Regions from separate parts of the Mus musculus genome. Here regions 1, 2, 3, 4 and 6 are each linked to region 5. The links are chromatin loops, found by intact Hi-C in ENCODE. Cell type or tissue: heart. All regions are shown on one strand. Each heading gives the region's core, and the rest is flanking DNA. Links, peaks and the distances in the headings are about the cores only. Region 1 has its middle 55 kb from the start of Gm32778. Region 2 overlaps Hivep1 (human immunodeficiency virus type I enhancer binding protein 1). Region 3 overlaps Hivep1 (human immunodeficiency virus type I enhancer binding protein 1). Region 4 overlaps Tmem170b (transmembrane protein 170B). Region 5 has its middle 32 kb from the start of Gm40925. Region 6 overlaps Hivep1 (human immunodeficiency virus type I enhancer binding protein 1).

Region 1 (5,283 bases), core at 523-4,522, 530 kb before region 5:
TCAAACCTCAAGGTCATAGGCAGAGAGCAAGAAAGCAGAAAACCCATCATCTTACTCTGGATTCTGTGTGGTGTGGAAGTGCAGGCATACACGTGCATGTGCGAGCGTGAGCTCATACACACACACACACACACACACACACACACACACACACACACAAGTGGACACACATATATTGCCTCTGCAATTAAATCAACAGATATTTTCTTGTCATTATTACCTAAATAACTAAGTATGACAACTTTTTACACAGTATTGATAATCTAAGCCTTTAAAGTATATAGGAGGGGCTCGAGAAATGGTTCAGCAGTTAAGAGTGCACATTTGTCTTCCAGAAGACCAGAGTTCAGTTCTTAGCACACATATAGGATGGCTCACAATCATCTGTGACTTCAGATACAGAACTGACACCTTCTTCTAGCCTCCTCAGGCATACATACATACAGACAGACAGACAGACACACAAAATAAACCTTACAAATCCATAAAGTGTATGAGAGGATATGTATAGGCCCTGTGCAAACATTACTCCTTTTTATGGTGGAAACTTAATCTGCAGGGGTCTTGGAACCAATTGTTAGATTCCAAGGAAATCTGAGGAATAACAGTACCTTTACCTTAGTTTGTTAGAGATTAGGTTGTCAGGACTTTACAGTCATTATTAAGAGAAAATACAGAATTAGTCCTGAGCTATCATGGCTCTGTCAGCAACTTTGGGAGTTTCCACAATTTCTGTTCTTTATGGAGGAAAAAAAAAAAAACAAAACAAAACAAAGCAAAACAAACAAAAAACAGGTAGACCAGATGACTGCAAAGATCCTCTTTAGTATAAACATTCTGATGCCAGGAGTGGTGGCTCACAACTGTAATCCCAGCACTTGGGAGGCCGAGGCAGGATTGCTACACGTTTGAAACCAGTCTGGAGGATGTAGAGAGTGTCAAGTCAGTATCAGCCTGCATAGCAAAACCCCGCCCTCCCCTTCCCCCAACAAACGAACAAAACCCTGGCATTCTGTAAGTCAGTCTTATCCAAGACCACCCCTGAAAGCGGGTTGAAGTAGTGGAAGTTTGGATAATTGTAGATGAGGGTAAGAGGAGAGGAAACCAAGCAAAGATACTTCTGGTCAGAAAAGGCTAGCATAGGGACAGTTGGGGTGGGGGTGGTGGCAGGGGCGACAAGACTTGTGAATGCAATGCCCAGGAGGGAGTGTGCAGCGGAGAAGACAAGAGCAGCCAGTCTTGCAACTTGGGATAAAGATGAAGGCAATCTGAGATCTGTTCATAATGGGAAATTGTCTCGCTAAAGACCAAAAAGAAAAAAAGAAACAGCTTTCCCAAATCTGTCAGGTTTTACCCAAAGGATTAGCTCCCAGATTGTACTATAGCCCATGTTCTTTCTAAAGGCCTCAGGGACTTCCCTTCACTAAACTCCCTGACCCTTTAATCCTTCTGAAAGTGACCTGTCCGTTCCTTCCACTAATGAGACCAGAGAAAAGCGGGCAAGTTTTCAGGCAGCCTTTCCAAGAACATTCTGTTGACCCTCTTGCTCTCTTGCTGCTCTTAAGGCTATAAGCAACATTCTTTTATTTAAAAAAAAAAAATCTTCACGTAGCTCATAATGGCTGCAGCTCATGAAGATACTGGGGATTCTTATGCACAGTGTTCTTTGTGTGTGTTCATCAGTTAGAATGAGCTTCACGTTAATAGATGAAATTTTACTTAATTAAGAAAGTTGGTACTTCTCCCACCTCCCAATAATAAAAGCATTAGCACTCGGAGGAAGGTAGAGGGGATGAAAGATTCAGGCCACCAGGCAGCAGCATGGGAAGCTGCCACATTCCAGGAGTTACTGAATTTGGAGGAGTGCTGGCTCTGCCCTTTGAAAATGACCTGACTCAGCATGTTTGGATTTTATGAGCACCCTGATGTGTTATTTGGAAACTGTGTGACCCTTATTTATTTGACACGAAATGTTTTATTGTCTAGTGAAAACAATAAATTCCATAACTAAAAGTAGAAACAGGCCTGCCATCTGGAGATCTAAAGAGACAGAGGTATCCTTGGAATCTGTGACCTCATTATCAGAAGAGTTAGTTACATATACACAGGTATACGTATTTGTGTACGTAATTCTAATGCATGTGTTATAGATTATATACAAAGAGATGAATCACAAAGTGGTACACTGCTAATTTGGGGGGAAATCTCAACATGATACCTTTTTTTTTCCCACCTATTCAAATAATAAAGAATTCGTCATGCTTTTTTTTTAAGTTTATATTTTTATGGTTTTTAGACTTTTGACTAGGTAATGGTTGGGAAATTTTGTCAATCATTTTTACCCCCCTTAAAAAGCATCACTAGCAAGTGATCTGGTGAGGATTCATCACTAAACACATGATCTAAGATTGAGACTTATAAAGAGATCAGCCCATGTGTCTCTGGTGGTGTCTGTGAGAATAACCCCATGGGATAAAGCAGATAGGAGCTCTGGTCCCAGGAAGTGACATCAGGACTTGGTTTCTAAAGGTCACCCACTTCTCTCCGTTAGGACCTAACGATACAAGTCTATGGATAATGAGGGCTGTCCTCTCTTGGTACTTGTCTAAAAAACCATTGAACGATTGTCTCTTTGCTTCTATTCAGAGTGTGGCCCTGGCAGAATCTATCCAATCAGTTGCTCATAGAGGAAAAATATAACTTTTAATAAACAAGAAAGAGGGCTGGGAGATGCCTCGGTGGGTAAAGGTCCCCAGAAATGATGGAAAGGTGAAAGGAGAGAACCTGCACATATGGGCCATGGTACCTGCAGTAACTGAGTGTGCATGCACACACACAAACTCAATAATACACTTTAAAGGTTTTTTGTAAATAAATGAGAACGGGCTGTGAATGCTCAGGGAACAGCAAGAAATTGATTCCTGGACTTTATTGCATCTGACTTTCCTTTTCCATCAGATTCAGGGCTTCCGCATTCCATTTAGTGTTTTTATCTTATGTTGTACTTGGAATTGACTTCTGATTAATTAAATAGGAGTTTTGACCACTTATTGCAATTAACATTCCAAACAACGAAAGCGGCTTCTGGCAGCTGATATGTCAGCCATGTATAGTCACCGACACAGGATGAGAAGTCTGTGGTAGAGTCAAGGCAGGAGGTCCAAGGTTGGATGACTGAGAATACAGAGCAAGCTTTGGGCTGGATAATCTCCTGGCTCGTTGCCTGGATGTAAATCCATTTTAATAAAATATAAGTATCCTTAAATGTGAACAGAGCTCACATTTATGGCAAGGCATTTTTTTTTTCATTTGAACAGAGCCACAAACAGATCTCTAGAGCTGCAAGGGATTCTATCTCTCTCTCTAGAGCTGCAAGGGATTCTATCTCTCTACAATGGACCAGTTGACTACTGTTTTGGTTCTGTGCCTTTGGTAAATCACTTGCAGAAATGTCTTAGTTAGCCAACAATCTCTCAGCCTTTCTTTCTGCTACCCTCAACAGACTTCATTATTCAGTAGAGGGGAACAAATATGGCAGAATTTTATAACCCATAATTTCCATTATCCACCAATTTGCTTACTTGGTAAAATCTGTTTATAACCCCAAAATCCATTCCCATGGTATTTTGAGTGATTCATGCTCATGCATAGAGGTTAAAATGCTTAATCTCTTAACATGCTTACTGCATTGAGCTCAAAGGAGATGACATCCTGCTCTCACACTGTGTGACTTTTTTGTCATCTGTTGTGTTTTGTGTATAATTTTGTTGTTTAAAATTGTCCCCTGGTGTAGCACTGAAAGACTCTAGAGCCTGAAAGCACAAGAAAATGGTAGTACACAAACAAATATACATTTTAGATAAACTTTCATAGGCCACAGGAATGGCAATTTGAATATGCTTGGCCCAGGGAATGGCACTCTCAGGGGGTGTGGCCTTGTTAGAGTGGGCGTGACCTTGGTGGAGGAAGTATGTCACTGTGGGGGTGGGCTTTGAGACCCTCTTTCTAGGTGCCTGAGGATGCTGAGTCTTCTCCTGGCAGCCTTCAGATCAAGATGTAGAACTCTCAACTCCTCCTGTGCCATACCTGCCTGGGTGCTGCCATGCTTCCTGATTTGATGATAATGGATTGAACCCATGAACCTGTAAGCCAGTCCCAGTTAAATCTTGTCCTTTATTAAGAGTTGCCTAGGTCATGGTGTCTCTTCACAGCAGTGGAAACCCTAGCTAAAACAATGGGTTAGGCAACTGTTGGTGAGTTCCACATTAAATGGATCAGCAGTATTTAATGTATCTTCACACAAAAACTCACACTGCAGGGTTGTGTACTGGTTAATTGATTGATAAGGAATAATGCAGGAACTGAGCCTGAATTTTCCTAGGAACAATAGTGGGTGCACACTAACTTGTGGTCACAGAGACCGAGAACTGCAATGAGACTAACAAGCCAAGAACCCCATGATGGGTTCACATTTTCACCACCATTGGTAGCGCTTTTCTTTCCTATAATGCACGTGCCTGCCTAAAATCAGAAAAAAAAGCTGCTCATTGAAAAAAGACAAATGGATGGTTCAGTGTTGTTGTTGTTGTTGTTGTTGTTGTTTTCAAACAGAAGGAGGGGAAGGAATAAGAAGGCCTGAGACTTGGTGAATTTAAGAAGAGACCTGTCTTCCTAGTCTCCATCAAAGCAGAGGTGCAGACAAGCAGAGAAAGCCCTCCATTGCAGCAGACATCACTGACTGAGATCATGAGACCCTGAGTTTCCACTCTTCAAGAGCTTCAGTCAGAGAAAAAAAACAAGCGATGTTATTTTGCAAACCTCCCTAACCCAAGCTTCTGAGTCTCTAAACAGACCCTCTCTAATGGCCTTTCCCCAGCTACGGGGATTCCAGGACAGTGGCCCTGTACAAGGGACCCCGATTGGCTGAGAGGTAAGGTCTGAGATTACAGTATGTTGTTTCCCAGGAGGGAATTAACTACTCTAAAATCCCCACATAAAGATTAAAGCCAAGCCACCAATTGTGTGCTGACTGATACTTTCCAGGCCATGTTTCCTGGAAAGTAAGGCTTGTAGGTCTTTGTTTCATTCGTAGTGGATGCATGGGAAGAAGGAAGGTAGAGAGAGAGAGAGAGAGAGAGTGCGTGCGTGCGTGCGTGCGTGCGTGCGTGCGTGCGTGTGTGTGTGTGTGTGTGTGTGTGTGTGTGTGTAGTGATGTGCTGTGTGTGATCATTTCTATTGTATATAACTATCTTTTTCTCAGCTTTTGGGAACCTTACAGAACTG
Region 2 (5,283 bases), core at 796-4,795, 470 kb before region 5:
ATGCAGTTAATGAGTTTTAGTGTTATACAGAGTTGAGATTCAATGCACACGGTTTGTGCTAAACACTTCCATTCAGCCATATTTAAAACTGACTAGAGGATGATCTGAAAGGTCAACAATAGATTATAGTTATTAAGCTAGCTTATTAAAGATACACATGAGTTCCTTGTTTAAAGGCAGAGACATTAAAAGCTTCATATAATTATCTGATTATGGATAGCAGACTATATGAAGCATAGCCTCCAAGGAGAGTGTAAACTAATAATTGAACTTAATTTCTTAATGTTTTATCTCCCTAACAAAGTTTAAGAGTGAGTTGTCAGGGTTAGTTGTCATACAGCTCTAAACTTCCTTCCTCGAAAGAGCCATCAGCCTTGATGCTGAGGGAACCCAAGGAGAGACTGCCATTCTTTTCTTTCAGCTCCCTTCCCAGGGTCTGGAGAGAATGGTCTTTCTTTCTCTGAGAGAATTGGTGTCTGAATTTCCCAAAGAGAAAGGTCACTGTCAAAAGTTCTGGAAATCTACAAATGAATAGTGGATTACCATCTATTTGTCAAACCAGTCCAGTATTTTGGAACAAAGAAAATGATAAGGTGGGTAATATCCATGAGTAGAAGATAGAGTTTCCTGGAGATACATGAAAACGCTCTAAGAACCTTATATAGCCACACCACAGCAATCATTCTACCTAAGTCCAGCTTGGTTGGAATTGGGGTTACAGATACAGGCAGCTACAATGCTAAGAAGAATCACCCCAACTCCAGCAACTGTCAGCCTCTCAGCCTAGGGGAAGGGCCTTGTATACATGGCGTTTGAGCCTTCTCTCACACAATTTCTAGGTCATTCCCAGAAGACAGTTCTTTCCACAACAGGGCTCTAAGCGCCTGTTCAGTTCTGCTGTACTGGTTATGTACTGCTGTATGCTAGTTAAGAGGCCAGCTCCCAGAGACGCCTGCTGGCAGTGAATCAGGACTGGTCCCCAGGAAATGCCTGGCTGGTTTTGTTTGTTTTGATTTTTGTTATTTTTGTTGTTGTTTTGTTTTTTAACTAAAAATGTTTTTAAAGATGTATCTTTATTCCATGACTCTTCAGCCTGCATTGTGTATGTATAGTATGTGTACACAGGCACTAAGGGAGGCTAGAAGAGGCTTCAGTATCTCCCTGAAACTGGATTTACAGAGGTTTGTGAGCCACCATGTGGGTGCTGGGAGCAGTAAGTGTTCTTAATTGCTGAGCCATCTTTCTAGTCCTGTTTGTAGCTTTTATCAGTATGCAAAGAGGTGACACAGACTTGGCCATTTCTCCAAAGCCTCACCGAGTATGAGTTTATGAAATTGATGTGCTATTTAACATAGTAACTATGGCGGCACTCACAGTTCCTTGGTTACCTGGCCTGGCAACTCTAGTCACTACCACATTTGGCTCACTGTCTATTCTTGTAAAGAAAATTTTGTGGTGGTGGTGGGGGCACAGCAAGCTTGTTTGTATGCTGCAGTACAACTGGAGTTTGCTAGCAGTGACAACAGAGAACATACAGCCAAGCATGCCTGAGATACTTACTACCCGGCACTTTAAGAAAAAGGTTGCCGGCGCCAGGCTGTTTGTATCATGTTACCAAATCAAAACAAAATCCCTATGATATGACAGTTAATAGATAACATACCTTACAAAGGAAGTTAGGGGCTTAGATGGCTGGAAAGCATCTGTACTGGCTAGTTTTGTGTCAACTTGACACAGCTGGGTTATCACAGGGAAAGGAGCTTCAGTTGAGGAAATGCCTCCATGAGAGCCAACTCTAAGGCATTTTCTCAATTAGTGATCAAGGGGGAAAGGCCCCTTGTGGGTGGGACCATCTCAGGACTGGTAGTCTTGGTTCTATAAGAAAGCAGGCTGAGCAAGTCAGGTGAGGCAAGCCAGTAAAGAACATCCCTCCATGGCCTCTGCATCAGCTCCTGCTTCCTGACCTGCTTGAGTTCCAGTCCTGACTTCCTTGGTGATGGACAGCAATATGGAAGTGTAAGCCGAATAAACCCTTTCCTCCCCAACTTGCTTCTTGGTCATGATGTTTGTGCAGGAATAGAAATCCTGACTAAGACAGCATCCAACCAGCATGTGAACCCCAGACTCTCCTCACCATTCCAACAGGACTCACTGCCTTCTTATTATCATATTGCAGCCATTATTATTTTTAGTGTGTACAACATAGGCTAATACCCCAGGAAGATAAATGCTCTGGCTTCTCTGTGGTAGCCATTAGAGGCTATGGAGAAGACATCCACATTTGCTTAACAAATTTGTAAATAAATGGCACTTAAAAGCTCCATGCAATTTGTTCTTCCAGACACAATCCCCATTCACTGTAAATGTTTCTAACACATGACACAATTTTTAGATTACAAAAGTTATTTCTTTTTTGCATGTACAATTTAACCCAAGAAGGAAAAGAGAATCTTTTAATGTAGCAGTGGGGTTTTTTTTCCCCCCTCCAAAATGAATGCTCGAAAAAGCTTATAACAAAGGCTTCCCTGAGAATTTCTTTGGGAAAGGACCTTCTTCCCAAGGCTGCCTGGATGAGCCATAATCTGCTCCCACCGCTGCCAGACAGTGACACCTGCTGGATGAGCTGGAGCCACAAAGACAGCAGCAGCCCAGAAGACAAGGTCCCCTCCCCAACTCTTTTGTTATAACTAGTCTGGATTTATTTTCCTCCCAGTTAGGAAGTACTAGGTTGAAAGCCAAACAACAGCAGCCAGGGAAACCCTTCTGTAAAGCTTGTGAATAATGCTTCTATTTAAAGTAGGAAAGCAACCTACATGAACACAGTGGGCCAGAACTGCAGACTGTTAGCTTTAGGCATAAACCAGAAGGCCACCCTTGCTCTGTTGTTTGTAAGTAATTGCTATCAACACTGCACTAAGTATACGTCTTAAAGGCCATTATGATTTCCTATTCTACAAAGAAACTTAAAGACAATAGATGTTTGTGTGAAAAATCTGGTACTGACAGCCTACTGGCCTCATTTAGAAGGAAAATGTTGCTAGTACTTTTATAAAATTCACTCAGTGCTTCTAAGGGTAAACATGACCCAGGCTTGCAAGCCTGTGGTCTGAACCATTATCTCATGTATATAGGTCAGTACTTAAAATTCCATTGCAAAGCATACTTCTCCCTGCACTAGCCCTTTGAGGCTGCTGTCCCTGGGCTGGCCACTGAGGACACACATTAACATTCCTTGTGCTGAAGTCTAGCACTCTGTTGATGAAAACATTCTTTGGATCAAAGGCTGAAAAGCAAATTGCTGGTGGCACCATTTTTGACACAAAGGTGCAAACGAAGATATATTCCTTAATACCCTCAAAACACAAGGGCAAGACTCCTGAGGCCACATAATTTTATATGGCAAGACTATGGGAATGTGCAGTATGAAGTTGAAAAGATCCAACTTTTCAGGAGCTTATACCATAATTATACATTATACATTGCTAATTTTAAAGCTAAGTGGTAACAACTTCTAAATTGCAAATGTATAATTGCAAATTATAATGGCTGTGTACAAAAATGTATATTCAACTCTACTTGATTCTCCATCCTTGAGCCAGCGCCACTGAAAATGACATCATAAATTCCTGTGCTAGCGGAGTGAGGGGAAGCCTACAAAGCCCACTGCTGCAAGGGCCCGCTAGAGAATCAGGAAACGCAAGGATCTGCAGCCCACCTCACCGGGTCTCTCTGACTTCACTGAACATATTCTGTCAGTGGAGAATGTGCATGAGAAAACTATCACCTGACAGCTGGGACATAGAGACTGAGGCCAGTGAAGCTAAGGAGACTAAGTGTAGAGAGAACCTTCAGTGAGAACTACAATGGGCTGGAGAGCACGTGCTGCTGTGCAGAGGGTCAGACTTCAGTCTGCATCACCCACGTCAAGCAGCTCGCCTCTAACTCCCAGGGATCCAGTATTTTTTCTGGCCTCAGCAAGCACTGCATACACACGCACAGAGCCACACTTAGGCAAACATGCACATATGTAATCAAGAACAATCGAAATCTTCACAATAAAACAAGGACAAGTTATTCCTATAGAGGAATAACTAAAGGACAACATATTTAAAAGCTTCAAGTTTCCCCACAAAGCTGTACAGCTGTACAGCTGTACAGCTGACCAAGAGACTACCAAATGGTGATGGTGTTTAAACAACGAGGAGCAGCCCACCAGGCTTAGCAGAAATCATGCAGTTGCATTTGAGTGTTCAACATGTCCTTGTTTAATGAAGAAAGGCTCAGACATTCCTTGGTAATGATTATTTATGACCTAGAGAAAAGAACGGTTTGGTAACCAGGACCCTAAATGTGCCTTTTAACTGGAAAAGCACCAAGGCTTCTGGAAGAATCAAATCTCCTGAATTATGTCCTGCTGTTTGTTTTTAAAGACTCCCCACTCCCCATGTCTGTAATAATCAAGGGCTAAGTTTAAGGCTGTGACTTTCATGGATGTGTACCAAATGTAACAGGCCTTCTTCTCTTATTGTGTGTGTGTGTGTGTGTGTGTGTGTGTGTGTGTATGTGTGTATGTATGTATGTATGTATGTATGTATGTATGTATGTATGCATGAAGTATGCACATGTGTGTGGAGTGTGCTCTCCTACCAGGGGTCAGGGTTGGTTTTCTTCCTGGACGTCTTACAGCTAAAGGAGCCCCTAGGATTACAGGCATGCACCACCATTTGGGTGGGTTCCGGGGATTTGAACTCTGGTCCTTATATTTTACTGCAAGTGCTCTACTTACGGAGTCAACTCCTCAGCTGCCTACCAGTCTTTCTTGAAGAACTAACTGTAGAACCCCATGGCTGTCATAACTACCAGCCTGTTGGTTCCTCTTAGTAAAACCTAGAGAAAAACTCTTTTGTTTGGGGATTTTAAATTTTTATTTATTTTATTGAGATAGACTATCTCTATTGTCCAGGCTGCATGAAAATTTCTGGGTTCAAGAGATCTGACTCCCTGGAGTAGACCAAGTGGATGGGACTAAAGTATGCCACCATACTCAAGATGACGATGTCACCGTTTTCCAGTTGCTACTGACTTGGTGTTTCGTGGTACTGGCTCCTTGGCTCACTCAATCTGGCTACTTCTTAAATTACTACATTTACATAGTGGATAGCTGAAATCTGTGACTGGGATTAAATGACCAACTTCAGCTGTGTCAAGGCAAAACTCCAAGAGATGAAGGAGCTCACTGGGTTACTTCTGATTTCCAGTTTTCACTGAGCTAATCTGATGTCT
Region 3 (5,283 bases), core at 510-4,509, 450 kb before region 5:
CATCTAATAATCACATAGTACAACCTGTCACTCACAATTAAAATACTTTAAGATACTTAAAGGTGTTGAGACTTGTTGAAACTAATTTGCACAAACACCATTGAAGATAAATTATATCTCAAGTACCTTGCTTAAGTTGTTTTTCCACTTGCTTGAATAGACCACTAAATCTGATTTTGAATGGGTGGTTATTGCTTGGCAATACAGTGACTTTCCAGTCTTCTGTTTAGAATTAAGAAGAGAAAGAGCAACTTTTGTAGGCAAACCAAGTGGATTTGGGTTACTGGAGCTTACTGTCCACCCCGTATAGGCTGAAGTTTTCTGGTCATTCTGAGCCAACGGCAATGCCTTCTGTCTCAGCAGGTAACACCATGTAAAGCTAGTTGCAGTCTTGAGGCTGGGAAATGACGGCTGTTGAGTGTCTGAGCTGCTCACCAATGAAAGACCAGACACTAGAGGCGGCCTCTGCCCTTGGATGACCTTGTTCTCTTCATGTCTAACCCCTGGCGACCCCTTTTCCTGGTTGTTGTCTATAGACTTCAAAGGCAAAACACAGGCACTTTCCGATGGAGCAGGGAAACTTCCCACTGTAGGAGTCAGAGATGTGGACACCTTGGTGTTTTTAAACTCCTGCAATTCATTGACATGGTCTGTGACTGCAAACGTGGAGGGTCTGGATGACAGACTATCAGTTGGTAAAACCTGAGTCAAATTAGCAGCCTTGTTGCTGCTCCTTCCAGAGGCCGAGCAAGCACCCTGTTCCAGCGCCGCTCCTTCAAGGGGCTCCGTGGTACAGAGCTGCCTTACCAGGACTGGCTTCTTTTGTTTATGGCTCTCATTAGCTCTTGAGCTTGGCAGCTCCAGCGCTCTTATGTTTGTGCTACAAACAGCTCCGTTCTCATCTTTAGCCCGCTTCTGATGCTTTTCCATGGCAATGTCTAAACTATTTGCTGGGGAAAGCATCCTTTTACTGGAGGCTGAGGATTCTTGTTGTGGGGAGAGTCTACCAACAGACACCTTCTGAACTGTCGGCGAGGACTCTGAAACTGGAACACTCTGGCCCACCTCTGGGAGAACAGTTTTGCATGCAAGCTCCTTCTCCGGTGTAGGCGATGCATTTTGGAGATAGTTCTGTGATTTTGGCATGGAATTTTGTTCTTCGCTGACTGGCACTAGACTTTGATTAGTTTGGCAAATTGGCATGTTGGGCAGATCCTGGGTCACTAAGATCTGTGGCAGAGATGTGACAGGAGTGAAACAGTCCACTGTCACGTTCCTCTTTTGGGGCACGGGCAGCACAAAGGAGGGCAGCTGCTTCTGCAGCACCTCATCCCTCGGGAGCCCGAGCTCCAGCGGCGGCAGAGGGCACGGTTTAGCCATGGGATCGGCTGCTTTGGCTGGCGGTGCTTCTGACGCTGGGCATGGATCTGCTCCAGCTTGACCTGGAAGAACTTGATTAGGTGAAGAACGCAGAGGAGCAGAGCAACCCTGGTCTGAAGTGAAGGCCTGACACTGAAGCTGGTACTTGGGAGCAAAGCTACCCTCCCCTGTCGAAGACACACATGCAGTGGGTGCTGCATCTGGTTTGCCACCCTGTGCAGACACTGGCAGAGGCAGTGGTGTGTTTTGGTGACTAAGGGATGTATTGGTTTTGTTTAATAAATGGGCACCAAAAAGTTGTTGAGGAGGAAATGTGTCCGTAGAGCTGGAACTTGAAATTTCTGCCTGAAGATCTTTAGCCAGGGCCTGGGGGTGCACAGTATGTGCAGGGCAGTCAGCAGAAGCCATATCGGGGAGCCTCGGAGCCTGAAACGGCACTGTGTTCACACTAGGAAGAACAATGGTTTGGAGAGCTGCTGCACTGCCAGGAGAGAGGTGACTATCTGAAGCTATGTTTAAAGATATTTGCCGAATCAGGGGACCTCGCCTCCGTTCTAGAAGGGGCACGTGTGCAGTGCCCCCAACAGCAGATGGGGAGTAGGAGGGCTGTGATTCAACAAGTGCTGGCACCACGTGGGAAGGAGCAATGCTCCCGCAGTCGAATGACTTACTTCTGAAATCAGAGACCTCCATCAGTGTAGGCACGCAACTGATCTGCTCTGATGCCGCCCGCCTCATTTCCCTGTGACTTCCGGGGACACTCAGTGTGTTTGAACCCAGTGGAATCAAAAGAAACTCTGCTTTGCTTGGAAAGTCAATTTTGGGGGCCAGCTCTACTTTAGAAATGTCTTCTAGGTCTAGGGAGGCAGAGAAGCTAGATGCATGGGATAAGCTGCTCTCTCTGCTGAGACTCCGGGACAGAGTGGACTCGAAGCTTGACTCGGTTGAGGAGTGCTCTATCTCAGCCAGCCGAAGCCTTTTCTTTTTAGGTGGCAGCTTTTCTGTTGGCAGCTTTGATAAGGTTTCACTACGCTGAGGCCAAGTGAACTTCTCTGACTTTTCTTCATCGTGACTCTGGGCTTCCAGGTCCCGGTCTGGCTCTTCAGTGACCAGAATTTCTGGGACCTGGATGTTGTGCTGCCGGACAAGTCTCAAGGGCTGCCCTAACACATACCGCTCACTTGGAATCTTTCTAGCACTTTCCCGTGGCTCTCCTCTAAGGTTATGTGACAGTGCTGTCTGATGCATGGCATCCTGAGGTGGGTGGCCTTCCTCTGGGGCCATTCCTATCACTTTCAGGGCCCCAGGCATCCCAGTTCTGCCTAACTCCTGTAAAGAAAAGGTGATGCCCCCTTCCAAGGGCTCTGGCTTGTCAAATGAATTGGGCCTGCTCAGGGAGTTGGTGTGCTGGATGACAGAGATGCCACCCCCTTGTCTCTTCACCTCCATCTTGTCCTGAGCTGCAGCATTCAGCTGCTGTTCAACCATGGGGCACTGCTTCAGGGGCAAGGCCCGTTCAGGGCCCCGGGCCACAAGCTGGACGCCTCTGTGTGCCTGGTCAGCTGCCGTGGCAGAGGTATGTTTGGATGGACTGGGAGCAGCCCCTGGGACCGGCTGCAGCTGAAGGGCATCAGCGCTTTCTGGGGACCGCCCACTCTCATGTGGCTGCAAGTCCTCCTCATCGCCTACGCTTTTCATCTTCCTCCTTTTTCTTATCTGGGGTGTCTGCTCCCACACAGCTGTGGGAGCAGCAACTCTGTAGTGGAGAACCTGGGGTTGTGCCCCACCGGGTGCCGGGCCGTGCTCTGCCTCTCTCACAGCTGCCTTTGTTTTGGGCCCATGTAACTCTGAACAGTAAAATTTCTTATGATTCTCAAAATTCTCCAGCTTCCGATACCTATTTCGACAGGTTTCACACTCAAACATGGTTCCTCGTCCTTGATGTGACTTCTTCTTCTCTAGGTGAGGGGTCTGCGCTGCTTTGCTCTGTACTGGTCCAGCCTCACTGGAGGATGGGCACCCTTGACAGCTCTCATCCACAGACTGCCCAGAGCCTGGAACATGACTCTCACTGGCTGTGGAGTCTTCCACTGCAGCCTGTCTGACCAGGGGACGGTGATGGCCACTTGGGGGCATGGATGGGTTGGGTCCTGACACAAAGACATCATCATACAAGGTGCCAATTTTATCATCAAATGACTGGCTTCCTCTCAAAGAGGGAGGGGGAGGAATTATATTTGCAGGGATTGCTGAATAGCCCGTGGTTGGCATGGAGTTACTTCTGGTGATAGGCAGGCAGTCCAGGGAAGGGACAGACAGGAGGAACACCTGCTTTGACTTCTCAGTTGGGGTGAACGGGGACTTTGGTATATCAGAGCTGGAGCTTGTTCTCCGTCCCATCGGTTTTAGGTCAAACTGGAAGGAATCTTTGAATATGTATGATTTGGGGGAGTCAATGCTTCCCCGTCTAGAAAGTGAGGTTCTCCGGGGCTTCACGCTATCCAGTTGCTTATCATCAACCAAGGCTTCATTGTCTGAGATCAGCTTGGAAATCCTTTCCTCCAGAGTTTTGGTGGCCAAGGGTGGGCGCATCTGGCCTGTGACGACCGATGACTTCTCTCCGGTAGCCAAAGCAGAAGGTGCTGGAGCACTGATTCGAGGCCCTGGGGCTCCACCGTTCTTAGCTGGGTCTGGGTCCATGGTGGGAAAAGTTCTGGCAAACGGAGTTGGAGGACTCACGGCTTGATCAGCACTCTCGGACCGTGAAAAGTAGCCAGAGTCTGTACTTCCTAAGCTCCGGGGACTCAGCAGCAGCTTCCCCTGCTGTTCCTGGGGGTCCTCTGTGGCCTGCTGTCTCTGGAGCTGCGCATGTGCTGTTCCACTGTGAGAATCTGGCTTCCCTTCTGACTGAATCACATCCCCTTTCTGATGGCACGACTCATCCATCTCTAAGGATGACACACTGGCTGAATGTGACAGTATGCTTGCAACATGAAGGTCCCTCGGGCTCTGTGGACTAGGAAGTTCAGGATTGGGATTGGCCACCTGAAGACAGTCAGTTTTCAAGGGGGGCATGCTTACTGGGTGGACCACAACCTTTGGTAACTCTGTCGGGGCTTGTGAGTCTGAAGGTCTGTCCTGTGAAGAGAAGCCACGGACCACATGATCTGAATTGCTTGGTATCAATTTGGGTAAAGATTCGGGATTCGATACCGTCTTCATTGTTTGCACAGGTTGCAGGTCCTTGACACATGGGTTGTTCTGTCTCCCATCTGCAAGCCCCTCTTCATCGCTCTCCCCACTGTCTTCAATGTCTGAATGGACACTAAGTGCTTTGGGGCACTCTTGGGACAAGAACAAGCCCCCAGCCTCTGGTTGTAAGACAAGGCCCAGTTTGATGGTGTGTGCATGGGACTTCTTGTGCTTATACAGGTTACTTTTAGTCTTAAATGAAAACCCACAAGTCACACAGGGGTAAGGCCGCTCTCCAGTGTGGGAGCGGATATGCTTTAAAAGCACGCTGGGCTTTGCACATGCTCTATTGCAGTACTCACAGATATATTTGCCTTGTTTTTTTGGCTTCTGATCTCGAAGAAGGAGACTGCACATTTGTTCTACACTTTGACTGACAACAGAAGCAACATGGGCTGAGCTGTAAATTGGCCCTGGGGGTGACTGTGTGGAACTGGCAGGGCTTACTGACAAAGGTGACACAGAATCCATTTGCTGGTGTGGAGGAGTGACCTGAGTTCTAGTGGAGGGAGAAGTGAGACCTACAGTGGATGTCACTGCTGTATTATAGATCGGCTCAAGTTTAGTGCTCTCAAGGGTGTGCAGGTTTGTCAGTGAGCCTGTGAAGCCCAGATGCCCCGGAAGCTGCTGATTCTGTTGGCTAAGTTTGGG
Region 4 (5,283 bases), core at 454-4,453, 66 kb after region 5:
ACAGACATCTCTCAAACACAGGATCCCACTACTGTGACAGTCAAAGGATCCTTTAGTTCTTTGGTCTATGCTGAACTCAAAATAACCACAAAGACTAGTTCCGACTTAGTGATTTTATTTTTCTGATCCAGCTAGCCAGTGCTACACATTGAATCAGCGAAGAATTAAGAGTCTGGAACCCATACAGGTTTTATTTATGAAGGAAAACAGTCTGGTTAGTTAAGGCCTTGAATAAATACAGGGATACTTTTACAAGTCCACGACACTGCTGTGTAACCATTATGATGAAGGGACTGGGTAACTGCCCCACCCCTAGCACGATCAAACAGAATTCCACCAGAGTCTCAGGTAGGCCTTTCTGCTTTCTTTACAAAGTGTTAAGATGAAGCTTAACATGTAGAAGAGCTGGACTCAGGCTGTCCAGGAAATAATCCATGCCCAAAGAACCCACTGGCCCCCGAGGCTTACCAGAGTCCAGACAAGGGCTGCTGTAGTCACTGTAGGGTGGCCCTCAGAACAGACTTTGTTTAACCAGCTGCCCAAGTTCCATGAAAGACCTTTGTTTAACGAGTAAATGTATTCTGGACAGAAAAGCAGGAACAAAACACACATTGGGGTCTATCCCCATGGAAGAATGCTTTCCTGGTGTGCACAAAACCCTGGGTTGCAACCCAAACAGGACCAACAAATTCCCTAAATAAACAACAATAATGCTTCCCGAGTCATATCAGACTGGGAAGATAAAATGAAGCACGTTGGAGAGGTTTGACATTGAAGGTTGGGAAACAGCAGAATTACTGCTCTGCCAATAATAGCAGCTTTTATATTTCTCTAGGCACACATGAGAACAAACACACACACACACACACACACCACGGGGGTGGGGTGGGGGAGAGAGAGGTTATGATTTAAATTTGAATTTCTCTTGCCTTCTCATTGACCTTGAAAACCCAAGTAGCTCAAATTACACATGTTTGAACTGAGAATCGTAGACACTAACGTTTCAAACATAGTACTGGTGTTGAGGGTACAGTGAGGGTTACGGCTGAAGCTTAGGTTAGCGTTGAGTTCACAGTGACAGCTCAGTCCCAGTCCAGGGATGTAAGAGAATGCACCTGTTCAGATGGTGTGACACAAACCACGGCAGCTCAACCTCTGAGAAGAGAAGGAGAGTTCATTTACTTTGGGGAAGTAGACAAGACATTAGGTTTAAAATGGAGTCTCATGTACACAGAGGTCAGTCCAGAAAGATGACCAGGTCTCTCCTTAGGGACAAATCCCACCCATTTCTGTAGGGTGCCCTGCTACCTTCTTGTATCGCTGTTTGGAATCACCCAATGGCACTAGTCCCAACATAAAGGGACAAGGAAGGAAGAGCAGGCTTATGAAAACTCTCAGGTCCTCTTCTCAAGGTGTCCTGACCACAGCTGGAAGCGCCTTCCGTGTTTGTCTGCACAGTCCCTACAGAGGTCAGAGCACACTGGGTAATGTGCTGTGTGCTTTTCAAGTCAAAAAAGCTATGGACATAAAAGCACCTGCCCTTCGGGGGTCCGAGCTATAGTTATTTCTGTACAACAATACACAAAGCCAACAGCAACAGGATCTGAGGTGGCTGGTGACCTGGTGGCACAGCTGACAGGCGCGTCATGCCTGTCCTTCAGAGGACCTCACTAAAGTCACTGCTGTGGCTTCCTCAGCATGGACATATTTGGTCTAGGGAATGCAAGGAATTTGCTGGCTGAGCAAGTTCATCCATTCTGCTTTGTAAGGCTCCTCTCCATAACTGTTTCTAAAAAAAGAAAGAAAAAAAATCCCCCAGCGGGCTCTGTCGCCAGAGTAGCACCCTGGTCAAGGGGACAGTTTAAGTTTGAAAGAAATTTCTCAACATGCACTGTACCTACTCCCCAACACTGAATCTGGTTCTTGCTTTGTTCATTACCACTCCCTAGAATTACTGTCTGTCTGTCTGTCCTGAAGACAGATAAATGGATGACAGAGGAAGCAGAATTATAGGTTGAATATAGAAATTATTCTGGGTTTACTGGTGTTTAAACAGAGTCACAGAAACTGATCATGGCCATGTTAAAGCAATGGGTGGCAGACCAGGACCTGATAGGCAACGGTCATAGTGCCTTAAGGTTGTGGAATATTTGTAGTAGGCTTCGTCCCCTAGACACTATGTAACTGACACTTGCTACGTACTATACTCAATTTGATAAAGTATCACTAGGCAATAAGTATTTGAATTAAAAAATACATAAATCAAGGCCAGGCTAGTGACATAGTTTAAAAAAAAATCACATTATTACAACTAATGTGAAATTTTCTATTTGGAAACAACCCTCAACAGTGTATCTTAAACATTCTTAAGAAGTAAAAATTGACCAACAATGGCATGCAGAAACCATGCTTTTTCTCACGTTTAATTTACTTACGTATGTGTTAAACAAAAAATTAGCCGTGTCTTAAGGGAATAAGCCCAAAAGGACAAACTAAATTAATCTGGATGCCCAAGTAGAAAAAGGTGGAACAACTCTGCCATCTAGTGGCAAAATATGGCCTGGCAACTAAACCAGCCAACCCAATTCCCTTCTATAAATTCTCCTCAGGACTATGAGCCCAAGACTGGCTCTGGTAACAAAAAAATAACGAAAACTTCAGTGCACGTAGACAGTCCTAAGAGGTAGAGATGTTTCTCAAGTGTTTCTGGAGGTAGATCCAACTTCCGTCTGAGAGATCCACCATGGGGTTTGATTTCCTTCATTGTTCCTAAAAACACAGACCTTGTTCATCCCTAACTTAGGCGTGCGTGCCCATTCAGTGACAGTGAGTCTGAGCTGGTCTCTCCTGCCTGAGCAGGACTTGTCCTCCACTAGGTGGCTTGGAAGAGGACTCAAGTGTCTTTTTTTCTGGGTTTTCTTTGTCTCTGATCTTGTCTGAAATTTAGGGTCTTCTCACAATGCTCAGCGGATATAAAATATTTAAGGATACTTACCCGTTTCAAAAACATTTCAAAATATTACTCTGAGCCCAAGAAAGATGATACAAAGTAATAAACTTTGTGTGCATTTGTGCAAGATGTACCTTCCGTCTCGAGTTCTTGTTTGGTTGGATTGGGTTCACAGTCTCTGTGGAAAGGTATTCTTTTTTTTGGGGGGAGGGGGGTTTCGAGACAGGGTTTCTCTGTATAGCCCTGGCTGTCTTGAAACTCACTTTGTAGACCAGGCTGGCCTTGAACTCAGAAATCCGCCTGCCTCTGCCTCCCGAGTGCTGGGATTAAAGGCGTGCGCCACCACGCCCGGCTGGAAAGTTATTCTTATGGCAGAATGAGAACGTCTTCTGTTCCAAAAGAAAAGGAAAGTAGACTTCAGTTTAGTAAGAATTAGATAAACACCAGTACATGTGAAAATTGTCTGCATCCTTAACATGCAGTTAGGCTACTTTTTGTCCCAGTGACATTCATAGGGAGTGGCTCTCTGCTCCCTCCTCAAGAGGATGGTTAGCCTGGCATCTCCCTCAGCAATCTTTTAAGAACTCTGACTACATATTGACTCCCAGGTTCCATATTGCCATGTTATGTGTGTATCAAGGCCGATGACTGATGCCTTCCCATCACTCTCCATTTATATCTGAACTTTCTCCACCATATGGGTACTGGAGACTGAACTTAGGTCATCAGATTCTGTGGCAAGTGCCTTCATTCACTACCCATCTCGCTAAGGATACCTTATTTTTAGAGACGGTCTCTACTGGACCTAGAACTTATCAATCAGGACTGGCTAAGGAGCAAACACAGGGTGCCTTTTGTCTCTGTGACCTTACATTTGATGTTTTACATGAGTGCTGGAGCTCTGGATGCAACCAGCATTACTGACTGAGCCACCACCCCAGTCCTGTGACTTCATTTTTAGAATAGTGACTTGTAGAAATAAATGCGTATGTGGCCCAGGGTTGGTTTAGGACAAGATTGGTTACCAGCAAATATAACAGTTAACTAAACTGTCTTTCAACCTGCTGCTTAACCTTTTCAACACTTTCAAAGTCCACAGGTGAAACTGGCCCAGACAAAACTGACAGAAGATCCAGAAAGGCCATGACGTTTTATTTTCTATGGCTTTTGTGGAACCAGGGTCTGGGCCCAGGATCTTACAGATGCAGGCAAACTGCCTCCAGGCCACTCCACTGGTGTATGAGAACACAGCGAGTCCGCTGTGAACAAGGTGGGAAGAGACAGGATGGAAATAAGCCAGGAGTTCAGCACTGTATAGTTTTTAAAGACAGGTTTATTTATATATATAAGTGCATGAAATTGAATACAGAAACTTTATTAAAATACTGTATATTACAAACTTTAATCCAATAAATTCTGTGTAATGACACTGAAGTGCTGGATTCACTGTGACAGATGTCCTGTGTGTTTTCAACAGTTCACCCTGTATATTACAAAGAGGAGAGCCATGTGCAGATGGATCTCAGAAGTTGTCCTGGGACCAGACGCGGATGGTGTAAGTTGTGCATCTTTTCTTTACAGCTGTGAATTGAACTGCACTCTTATCTTCTGAGGCCAACTTTCAAGAACCAAAATAACTTGCATATGTTTATTGCTGCCCTTTGAAGAAAATGTGTGGTGAAAAATAATTTAAAATAAGGACCAGCATCTCTGAGGCTAACATGATGCTTACAGCGATTAAAATACTTAAAATTCACTGCAAAATTTGTGTCTCCAGGGAGTTATGCTATATACACAATGAGATTTGTACATGACTTGGGAAATAAAAAAATCGCTCATATAAAATTAAAAATCAATAGTATACACTATTTACAACCTGTTAGGTATTACATATAAACATAGTTGAAATAATCCTTCAGAATGAAATTGTTTTATGTAAACATGCAACACACACACTCTTACAGTGTAGTTTATAGTCTTAACAGAAGGGGAAGTCATGTTCACATAACGCGGGTACCTCACCAAACACACTTTTGTCTGAGTATCACCCTCCAACGTCTAGTCTTCCTGTCTTTAAGCTTCACAGTACATTTAATATTTCTATTGTAAAAATAAATCCCTGATGGTAAACATATGTCTAAAGGTTACATAAAGTGTCTGCCTTTGTAACTACAATATTAAACTAACACTGTCCACACAGGAATCTCTAGTTTACCTAAAACTCAACTTTAAAATCCCACATTTGTTTGTCTACATTTTTCTACTTTCATACTTACTTGGAAAAAAAGAAAGGGAAAGAAGGAGAGGCAAATACCCCCGTGTGGTGAAGGACT
Region 5 (5,283 bases), core at 459-4,458:
AAAGCCAAGGACTAGGGGAACACGGGATACACTGAGACCCTCAAGGGAGATGCTCAAAGTTGAAGGAACCTCTCCTAAGCATCTTGCTGTAAGTTCACCACCAGCTGGGGACCAAGCACTTACCACTTGTCCTAGATTCCTTCCTGTTGCTATGATGAACACCCAACAAAAGCAACTTTAGAGGAGAAAGGTTTTATTTGTTTCTTTAGTTACAGGTTAGAGGCCACTGCTGAGGGGAAGTCACGGCAGGAACTTGAAGTAGTTTGTCACGTCCACAGTCAAGAACAGAGAGAATGAATTCCTGCATGTCTACTCACAGCTAGTACTCCTGACACTTGGGCAGTTTAGGGTGCCCTGCCTAGGAATGGTGTCGCTCACAGTGGGCTGTGCCTTCCCACATTCACTGACATAATCAAGACCAGCCCTTACAGACATACCCACAGGCTAACTTAGTATAAACAATCCTTTCTTGAGACCCTTCTCCCTGGTGATACTATATTGTGTCAAGTTGATAATTAAACTGATTAAGGTAAATCATCACACCAACTGTACTCATGGGATGTGTTTCATTTCAAAGTTAACAGTATTCGTTACACAGCAAGGCTTAGGACAGAAGTCTTAGATTCTGGATACTTTAAAGATTATAAACTATTTGCAGGTATTTAGCTACTGTATTGGGCGACTAGGGTCCAAGTCTAAGTGTATAATCCATTGTCTTGGATGTACCTCATGCACCATACACTGACAATACAATGCCTTAAATAATTTTATGCAAAGAACAACATGGAACCCTATATATGTGGTGTTGTATTGGTGATTGGGAAGTGTTTTGATTTCCTATCTCTGCTTCTCAAATGCAGGATGCACAATTTACAGTGGCCAGAAGGGATTATTTCTAAATGTTGGTCAATTCACAGGTCCACATCTCCTTAATGAAGGAGAAAAGAAAGGGCATAAGGCTTTATATATATTTTTAAAGATATGTGTTATGATCTTTCACAGTGGCTGTCCCTAAAGGTACTTGTGTCCATTTACGTAAGTCAATGCCTTGGGGACAGTAAAATACTCGAACATTTTTTGGAAATATTTTTGCGCTAGCTCCAAGCTAACAGTATCACAAACTATACAAAAGCAGCCAGCAGAGGTCAATTGTGTGTGTGTGTGTGTGTGTGTGTGTACATTTGCCTTATAAATGCAAGAATCATGATTTTCCACTTACATAGCAGAGTCCACTCTCTCCCCCAATATTCTATCCCTCCCAGCGTCTGTTGCCTCCTATCCTTCCTTCCATCTTCAGGTCTTAGAACTTTTTAGTCTCTGGTCTGAATATTCTCCTTATTCCTTTAACCTACGCATTCCTCCTCAGTCTTCAAATTCAGCTTAAGGGTCCCTGACTCAGGACCACTGGCCACTCCTATCAGTCTGTAAACCTAGACTAGGTTCAACAACAGCCCAGGACTGTGTTCCTTCCTACCCGGGCTTGTTTCTGTAGGTTTCTGTGGGGACTTGATGAGAAAGGAGTTGGTTCTTTTCCTAGACTTGAGACTTCTGTAAGCACAGCACTGGGCATAGTGGGCACAAAGCAAGCAGTCATTGAAAGAACGAATGAACCTTTTTACTATATTTTAAAAGTCTTATAAGGATCAGAACTTGACGTAAATCGGCCAGGATGTGTCAGGATAGTTAGCATCCCAGCATTCTCTTCTGGTGGCCCTGAACAGCGGCAATGAAAAGGAATAGCGGTCGCCTCGGGCATCTCAAAGCAAGAGTGTGCTACTCCAGAAAAGCGCTCCATCAGTTAGGTAGCCCAGAAGTACTCTGTTTTCCAAACAGCAAAACCTTAGCCACATGGTAAAAGCTGGGTCCAGCCCCTCAGCACCAGGCTGCAGGCCGAGAAAGGCTGATAGAAGTTTGTGGGCCGAGAAATTGGATTGTCATTAGGATGCGAAACTCAATAGAGTTTTCTTTCCAGTCCTTAATCTCATCTGGACTTTCCTTTTAACAAACTTGGTGGAAATAATTCACCCCGCGCTTCCACCATCTACTGCCAAGAGCCCCCTCTTAAGAAAGGCTCCTGCGTGAAGCGTTGTGGTGAATGCCCTCTGCTGTGCTCACTTAATAGGCTTCTTTTGCTAGAAGGGACTGCTGATTAGGCGTTCTTTTCAAGCGCACGGTTTTCCTAATAAAAACGTTTGCTGCCACCTGCTGGCCGAACGTACACCAACGTGTTAGCGTCGTCCCATAAAACCCCAATACAGGTCGTTTGCCAAAATAGGCATCATCTAGAGGATTTACATTATTGAAAAAAATGAAAAAAAAATGTTGAAAAAGTTGTCACCTCTGCTCTTGCAATTTGGAGAGCATTTATTTCCCTAAACAGACAGCTTCCTTTAATTGACTTCAAGGGGAATACAAGGTTCAGTTTTTTGAGCTAAAAGAAAGACAGGGGTTGTAAACAATTAATTTCACAAAATAGAAGTGGAACGAGTTGTCCAGACATGTTCTAGGTCCTTCCATCTCTTACATAAGATTCCGAGAAAGTCTGCGGCCATTCCTCATGCGTCTGGCCGGCAGTGAGTGCACACTAATGTAGAACAGCCATGCATTCCTCGTCCTTGACTAAAACCCAAATAGTCCCAGGTTGGTCTGTCTGAAGATTCCGCCAGCCAACTGAATCACACTTCTTTTTTTTTTCTTTTCCCCTTTATGTATTTATTTATTTTCTTCTGGATTTTTTTTTCATTGTTAGCCTTTTTCTATTCATAAACCGTAGGTATTTTATTTTTATTTTTTTCTTGGATATTTTTCTTTATTTACATTTCAAATGTTTTCCCCTTTCCAGGTGTCCCCTTTGGAAACCCCCTAATTCATCTCTCCCTCCCCACCTCTATGAGGGTGCTCCCCCAACCCACCCACTCCCATCCTCCTGCCCTGGCATTTCCCTACACTGGGGCATCGAACACCCTCAGGCTCGAGGGCCTCTCCTCCCACTAATGTCCAATAAAGCCATCTTCTGCCACATATGTGGCCAGCGCCATGGGTTGCTCTATGTGTATTCTTTGGTTGGTGGTCCAGTCCCCGGGAGCTCCGGGGGTGGGGGGTGCGTCTAGCCTGCTGACACTGTTGCTCCCTCCATTGGGCGGCAAAGCCCCTCAGCTCCTTCAGTCCCTTCTCCAACTCCTCCATAGGGGACCACCGAGCTTAGTCCAATGGTTGGCTGCGGACATCCACCTCTGAATTTGTTCGGACTCTGGCAGAGCCTCTCAGGAGACAGCCATATCAGGCTTCCATCAGCAAGCACTTCCCGGCCTCCACAATAGCGTCCAGCTTTGATGACTGTATATGGGATGGATCCCCAGGTGGGGCAGTCTCTGGATGGCCTTTCCTTCAGTCTCTGCTCCAGACTTTGTCTCCATATTTCCTCCTGTATTTTGTTCACCCTACCAAAAAGCGCTGAAGCCTCTACATTTTGGTCTTCCTTCTTCTTAGGCTTCATATGGTCTGTGAATTGAATCTTGGGTATTCTGAACTTTTGGGTTAATATCCACTTATCGGTGAGTACATACCATGTGTGTTCCTTTGTGACAGAGTCACCTCTTCTTAACCCCCCACTCCCGAGTGTGAGGAAAGCAGGATGGATGATGTCTGACATCCTCACAGGCCTCGCATGCTAGGGCTCAGGTTCCCACTGACTGCTTGAACCAGCACAAATTCCTCGTCAGAGACATTCATGCCCTTATCTATGATATCTCTAAAGTCAGCAGTGTGCACGATAATCTCCACATAAGTAGGCCTGTGCAGAGCAGAGGGCAAAGCCAGTGTTTATGGAATGTGTCAGTCTGTGCAAAGGCAAGGTCTGTCTGCCTCACACTCTAGAGAGGAACTGATAGTATAGGTATGCTTGAGGGCACCCGCACCCTTTAGTGCCCACAGGAAACGTGGCTCTCTATCTATCAGACAGTGCAGAAAAACACCCAAGAGGTACCGTGATATGCCTAACTCTGCTGGGTTCATCGCCAGAATTCGGGTCAGCCTGAAGAGCCCACGGGTGATTCCATTTAAGAGCCTCCTTTTACTGGGGAACGAATAGAGACCTGAAGGCCTATGTGACATCATGGGGAGAGCATTTAAGTTAGGGCCTAATGGGGAGGGAGGAGATTATTTGTCCTCAGCTTCTCCTTCTCCAGGTGATACAAAACTGCCCGGTGATGGGGGAGGCAGGCAGTAATGGATATAATACACATAATTGAGTGTCTTCCCCCCATCTCCACTTCAAGGAAATAAAGCCCTTAACGTGAAAGGGAGGTGGTAAGCCGACAGCAGGGAAGTGTCACTACAGCCAATGCTGACATCTGTGTTGTGGCACATGCATGTGTCAGCTTCAGGGCCCCAACACTCTTCAGTACAAGGTGTGTGGACTGCAGGGACAGTGCCCACCTGCATGGAGTTACACACACAGTCCTCTCCAGATTGCAATTGCTCACTCCACCTGACAACTGACAAGCCCCTGGTACCTCCCTTTATTGATCAAATATATGCTGGAACTGGGTGGAGTGTAAAGATACCCTGGGCTTGTTTTAGAGGTATAGGGGTGTGTGTGTGTGTGTGTGTGTGTGTGTGTGTGTGTGTGTGTGTGTGTGAAGACGACATGCAGCATGTGAGTGAACTTTTAGGTGAAACTTCCATTTACCATCCCACACCTATGTGTACTTGGGCGTGCATGGGATTAAAAACAGGTGCATCTGGGTAAAGGATATGCAAAACTAACAAAGGCTTGCCTAACTCAAGCCTGTCCGTCAGGGGCATATAACCACCCTCACCACACCCTGGCAGTCTTCCGTCTGCACCTATACAAGCAAAATGAAAGCTTGGGAAGTAACCTAGGAGTCTTGGTGAAACCACATTCAGGGACACTGCTTCTTTGCTTCTGAATAAAACCTCTTGCTGCTTTGGTATCTGTGTACACTCCTATAGTTCTTAGTACAAGATTACAAGAACCAAGGAAAACTTAATCTAGGCAGCGACCATATGTGTGTGTGTGTGTGTGTGTGTGTGTGTGTGTGTGTGTGTGTGTGTGTGTGTGCATGTGTGTATGTGTGTGTGTGTATGTGTGTGTGTATGTATGTTTGTATGTATATGGGTGTGGGCTTTAAGACCCTCAACCTAGCTTCCTGGAAACCACTTGCTCCTGTTTGCCTTCAGAACAAGATGTAGAACTCTCAGCTCCTCCTGCACCATAACTGCTTGGACACTGCCATGCTCCTGCCTTGATGATAATGGACT
Region 6 (5,283 bases), core at 881-4,880, 440 kb before region 5:
GCATGGCCACAATGTCATTCACCAGGACACAGAAGCAAAGGACACAGAGACCTCGCAGTGCAAGACCAGGACAAGAGGACCTCTGCCAGAACCACTGCTGTTCTTAACCATTTCTTGAGAGCAACCAGCTTGTGCAACAAGCCAGACACGGATGGTAAGGATGCACAGCATGTTGTGGGGACAGTCATTTAAAAAGACGCAATGAAATGACCACAAGTCTTGAGTGCTACCTCCTTACCATATTCACAAACAGCAATCTTTCTATTTATACCAAGGCTGGTAGAAAACATAAGGGAAAATTTATTTACAACAGAAACCTAAACTCTGATAAAAGTAAAATTTTATACCAAGTAATAGAAACATACAGACAATACAACAGACTTGAGGAATGATGGACCCAGAACATGGGAAGTGGGGTAGGCGGTGAGGGCTGTGGTATGCGCAAGCTCAGACAAAGCAGTCTCAAAAGAGCCAGGAGGGGGTTGGCACATCACGCCTCTGGCAAGAGTTAATGCTGGGAAGGTGCCAGCTCAGTTCTTTTAAATTTTCTGTATTTTACAAAATTTTAATGAAAAAAATTCTCAGTTTTAAAATATGACAAACCATAGTGTTTATTCAGGAAAATAAACTCTATTAGAAGGCAAAGTTCTGCAAAGAACCGTAAGGACAAAGTCAGTGCTGTGACATAGGGACTAAAACAGGACCACCCTCCCCACTCCCGCCCCTGCCCTGCCCGAGATCAGATCACTGGTAAGAAGGAAACTTATAAAGGTTTAATATGTTATAAAGCCAGAGTTCAAAACCTTAGGAAAAGGATGATACCATTTCCAATATGAGATTCTGATCTCATATACAAGATGATAAAATAAATGTAGGTTATAAGCAAACAGTGTATAAAATAAGCTCAAAGGTTCAATATAAAAATAAAACCAGAGAAACAGCTAGAAAACCACAGGTAAGTTCTTAGCTTATCTTATGCTGGAATATAATAAGTTTCTATTAAAAAAAAGAAAGAAAGAAAGGAAAAGTGATTTAAATACATTAAAACTAAAGTCTCTAGGCATATAAATATATGTAAATATACACAAAGTAAAAAAATAAATAAATAAATTGAAAGCAGATGAAAGGTTGATACGCTAGTGTATACACAATTTTTATGTGATCTTACTGGTAACAGAAAATTATCTAACCCAGACCTGCTCTGAGAACACACACTATCAGCCTGTAGGTAATAAAGAACTTACCAAATCAAGATCCCTGAGGGATTAGAGATCCTCAGATTAAAACACTGGTGCCCTTGTCCCCAGGACAGGCAGGCATATTCAGAAGGAGAGCTTAGGCTATGGAGTCCCTGCTGTCTAAACAAAGCAGAAAGAACCAGCAGACTAGGGTGTTCTCCACATGGTACACACAGTAAAGACCCCAGTGTTCTCCTAGGTAGGAGCTTCAGGGCCCTGTCTGGGACTGAGGATGCACTAGATGGAAACCAAGCTCTGCGTTCCCTGCAGTTCACTTTTCACGGCTCCCAAAGTCATAAACCTGAAACTATTAAGATCATATTAGATTGCTATTTGCCCAGAAGCCTGGAAGAAAATTAAAATCTCTGAAGGAAGATTGCAACTAAGCCTTCAAAATACTTCTGTAGTTTTCAAATAAAATATCCAGCACCAGTTCAAAGATAGCTGGTTACCTAAGAAGAGAACTGGGCATGAGAGCCACTGCCCTGCAGTGACGTGAGCCAGTGCACCAGACCAGGTCAATACTCGGTTTATGTTGCTGGGGAGTACTGAGGGTCTAGAGGATACCTACAAGGGCTAACATTGACACTGTAGATAGAAAAGGCAAATAGAACCCAGCAGGCTTAGACCTACTCAACTCATTTAAGAACTGGGAAAGAGACCATGCTGGAGGACATGTCAGAAGATAAAGGACATCAGGATTCTAAGGCGGTTATGAAACAAGGAAGAAACCACCCAAAACTCTCTGGGGATCTGACAGTACAGGGATGAACAATGGGCATCCTTTGTGAGACAAGACAAAGAAACTCTGGGAAACCAAACACATAAACTTACAAATTTAAAAGCACTGGATGAAACACAAGAAAGATACAGAATTTCAGCCCCTGTGTTCATCAATAGAAAACTGCAAAAGTCAAAGATAAAATTCTTGGTGAGAAAAGCATATTGATAATTTTGAAAATTCAGATTGCTTTCAAAGGATCAACAGTTCTGATGCATGATATCACAAAGTGCCCTAGAGGAAATGAACTCCCATGCTAGATTCCCACTTCCCAACCCAGAGATTTTTCTCCAGGTGAAGTGATGTAGATACCACCTGAAAGATGACACTTTATAGAATTTGTCACAACAAACACATATCAATAGAGAAACTCAACACAGCAAATTCTAATAGGTAAATTCAACACAGTAGACATGGACAGAAAAAGTCAACACAACAGTCACTAATAGAGAGATTTAACAAACTGGCACATATCAACAGAGAAACCCTACATAACAGTCACCAGTGGAAGAATTTAACACAACAGATAATACAGTAATGGAGAAATTCAATATACTAGGCACACACTAACAGAGAAATTCAGCATTCTCCCTTAAGATAAAGCAAAGTTCCAGAGAGAAAATGCACATGAAGCAAAACCAACAGGAAAAAACCAAAGCAAAGCAAAGCAAAGCAAAGCAAAGCAAAGCAAAGCAAAGCAAAGCAAAGCAAAGCAAAACTCATGGTGGACCTGCCAAGATGCCACAACTATGCTACAAAGTGAATGTAAAAGTCCTCCAAAGCTCACCGGTGAAGGCTCTGTCCCCACCTTGGCACTGGGTGGCGGTATAGACTCTTAGGACCTAAGTCTTAGGTGGGTGGGGACTGCAGGCCCTCAGCTTCTTAGCTGTCCCTGAGAAAGCAGCCCCCTCTGCTCCACACAACCACCATGGTGTGTCTCACCAAGGCTCAGAACCATTGAGCCAACTTCCTTCTCTTCGTGTTTATTAGTTATGGCATTCTCTCTTATGGGTAACTTATACAACCTGCATGAAACTTAATCAAGTACAAAAAACCATGCACAGTACAAGAGCGGGTCAGTCAAAAGTGAATGAGTGAGTGGATACGCCCAGAGACAAGGAGAGAGGCAGCCTCAGAAGCTGTGCCTGTGTTAGCATCTCAACTCTCCTGTTACTCACCGCATCCCTAAACGCCGTACCCTCACAACGCAGTGCTTACTGCTCTCTCCAGCTACCTTTTAAAGATATTACACAGAGGAGAGGAGGCATACCTAGTGCTGGTTCTAATCCTTTTCATAAGCACCAGAGAGAGAGTTACACAACCCTGCCCCTTAACACAAGTTCTCTGACTGCTACAGCAGAGCTAGCTAAGCAGGTAAGAGAAGATCAACCGCAACTGATACCAGGTGCTATGACGTAACTCTATCTTTTATTCTTCTAACATGCTCTAATTTTGAATAATGACTCATGCAAAATAGAAATGCAACAGGTAAAGCTGATTGGTGGCGCACACCTTTTTAACACCAGTACTTTGGAGGCAGAGGCTGGTGAACCTCTGTGAGTTTGAGGCCAGTCTGATCTACATAGCAAGTTCCAAGCCAGCCTGGGCTAGATAGTGAGACTTTCTCAAAAGAAAAAAAAAAAAAAAAAAAAGAATAAATAAATAAAGTAGAAAGGGGGGGGGGGCTAGAGAGATGATTCCGGGGTTAAGAGCATGCCTTGCTCCGCTGAGCTTATCTGTCAGGTGGTTCACATGCAGCTGTGTTTCTAGAAGATCTAATGCCTTCTTCAGAAACCCATGAGTACCCACCCCACACAGCATACAGAAGCATGACTTAAAAGGAAACAGTAAGAAGTCTAAGCCAAAATATCCTGATGTATTTTTTTCAGGTTCATAAAATGCAGTTATATAGGAGGCCCACTCTACCTTTGATTAAAACACAAACTGAACAAATAAAGTTGTATCACCCTGTCTTGTTTGGCCTACTTTCAGGAGAAAGATTCAAAGACTTTAGTGATGTCTTTAACAAAATCCAAAGCTGTCTACATATTAAGTTTACATTCGTCCGGTCCCAGGATTCTCTCACATTATGGCTGACATGAGATGATCATTTTTCTAAGCAGTATGTGCTCAGGACCACTCTCAGTGACACTCTGGAAGCCTCTAAGTCAGAGTCCTTAGTAGCCTGACATCTACCATGGCAGGGGATATGTCTACCAATGTGACAAATACTAAAGATTGTTTGATCCCTGACTTTCAGTGGTTTACCAGCATAATGCTGGCCCTTAGTGACAAGTTATAAACTGTATATAACACTGTCTACTACAAAGGTGGAAAACTGGAAATTCCTGCAGACTTGTTTCTGACAGTGTTAAACTGTCAGAATCTAGAATCTTCACTTCAGGGCTTCACACCCACCAGGATAAAAAGATGTTGATATTGTAATATTAAATCCAACAAGAAAAGTCTCATTCTTTATGATTAAACAAAATCTTGAGGACAGAGCAATTTGCAGCTGTCCACAGACTCTATCACAATGAAGATTTTTGTTACTGGGATAAACAGCAATGATTTGTATGCATCACTGTGCCAGATAATTGAAGACCCTAAAGGAGATAGCTTCCTTCAGATAAGCAACCTGAGACCTAAGAGCAATAGTGTGCACTGCTTGCAAGCCCCGCCTGTTAGGAAAAGGACTTCATCTTCTCCCACTCCCCATCCATCCTTGTTGACTCTTTCACTGACGAAGAACTCCTATTCACAGGTGCCCGTGGACACTATGATGGGCAAAGTCAAGCTGGAAGGACTACAGGAAGATGCCCACGGCAGGGGTAGGGTGGGAGGGGGCCACAAGGAGAGGGGTGCAGAACAATGATACAAAGACGTCAGGGTCACCTTGTGGAGTTCTGTCATGACTGGAGAAGGGTCTGTTAAGCAGTTCCACTAAGCATGTGCTCGGTGGGGGGCCTGAGAAGCCGTGCACCCCAAGCTGACACTGCCACATCCCTCTTAAGTCTGGATGGGGGACAGACTTAAACAATTTGCAAGTGTCAAATGACTTCTGTGACAGTACCTTGTTAAAGGACTCTATTTTGTTGGTGGTTGATGTTAATTTCTTCTACTGACCATTATACTAATGAAGACATGGAAAATCAGGGCAATAAGGGACTGACTCAGTGAGGAGTTCTGGGGCTGGAGGGGGGGCAAGCATGCTAGACGGTCTAGATGCTATAATACAGACTAGCTTCTTCCCTGCGTCCCCAG

The links. Hi-C counts contacts between places; a loop is a spot of excess contacts. Peaks named below come from ENCODE experiments on the same cell type or tissue, not always from the same donor. Only the 100,000 strongest peaks of a DNase experiment are listed, where the experiment ranks them.
Region 1: a loop joins it to region 5, with 8 times the contacts of the local background. A loop is called at or near these places in 17 of 42 quality-filtered maps.
Region 2: a loop joins it to region 5, with 3 times the contacts of the local background. A loop is called at or near these places in 2 of 42 quality-filtered maps.
Region 3: it touches region 5 in a loop (2.6-fold over the local background); 9 of 42 quality-filtered maps call a loop at or near these places.
Region 4: it touches region 5 in a loop (8-fold over the local background); 17 of 42 quality-filtered maps call a loop at or near these places.
Region 6: a loop joins it to region 5, with 2.5 times the contacts of the local background. A loop is called at or near these places in 8 of 42 quality-filtered maps.

What each region holds. Positions count from the first base shown.
Region 1 is chr13:42,238,915-42,244,197 of GRCm38, reverse strand. No RefSeq gene overlaps it. Among named protein-coding and RNA genes, the nearest start is that of Gm32778, 55 kb to the right of the region's middle. In heart, for the core only: no CTCF peak of the experiment used is centred there; no DNase peak of the experiment used is centred there.
Region 2 is chr13:42,172,544-42,177,826 of GRCm38, reverse strand. The region is part of intron 7 of Hivep1 (human immunodeficiency virus type I enhancer binding protein 1); the gene reads right to left. Among named protein-coding and RNA genes, the nearest start is that of Gm32778, 12 kb to the left of the region's middle. In heart, for the core only: a CTCF peak has its summit at 2,622 (motif pointing left); no DNase peak of the experiment used is centred there; H3K27ac peaks cover 662 bases.
Region 3 is chr13:42,155,162-42,160,444 of GRCm38, reverse strand. It overlaps Hivep1 (human immunodeficiency virus type I enhancer binding protein 1), which reads right to left. Exons shown (of 9, transcript NM_007772.2): 4 at 127-5,283. Among named protein-coding and RNA genes, the nearest start is that of Gm32778, 29 kb to the left of the region's middle. In heart, for the core only: no CTCF peak of the experiment used is centred there; no DNase peak of the experiment used is centred there; H3K27ac peaks cover 423 bases.
Region 4 is chr13:41,640,338-41,645,620 of GRCm38, reverse strand. It overlaps Tmem170b (transmembrane protein 170B), which reads right to left. Exons shown (of 3, transcript NM_001163572.2): 3 at 4,267-5,283. Among named protein-coding and RNA genes, the nearest start is that of Gm5082, 5.9 kb to the left of the region's middle. RefSeq lists an enhancer at 938-2,409. In heart, for the core only: a CTCF peak has its summit at 2,547 (motif pointing left); a DNase peak (open chromatin) is centred at 1,660; H3K27ac peaks cover 2,506 bases.
Region 5 is chr13:41,706,548-41,711,830 of GRCm38, reverse strand. No RefSeq gene overlaps it. Among named protein-coding and RNA genes, the nearest start is that of Gm40925, 32 kb to the right of the region's middle. In heart, for the core only: a CTCF peak has its summit at 2,216 (motif pointing left); a DNase peak (open chromatin) is centred at 2,190; H3K27ac peaks cover 2,779 bases.
Region 6 is chr13:42,142,391-42,147,673 of GRCm38, reverse strand. The region is part of intron 3 of Hivep1 (human immunodeficiency virus type I enhancer binding protein 1); the gene reads right to left. Among named protein-coding and RNA genes, the nearest start is that of Gm32778, 42 kb to the left of the region's middle. In heart, for the core only: a CTCF peak has its summit at 2,828 (motif pointing right); no DNase peak of the experiment used is centred there.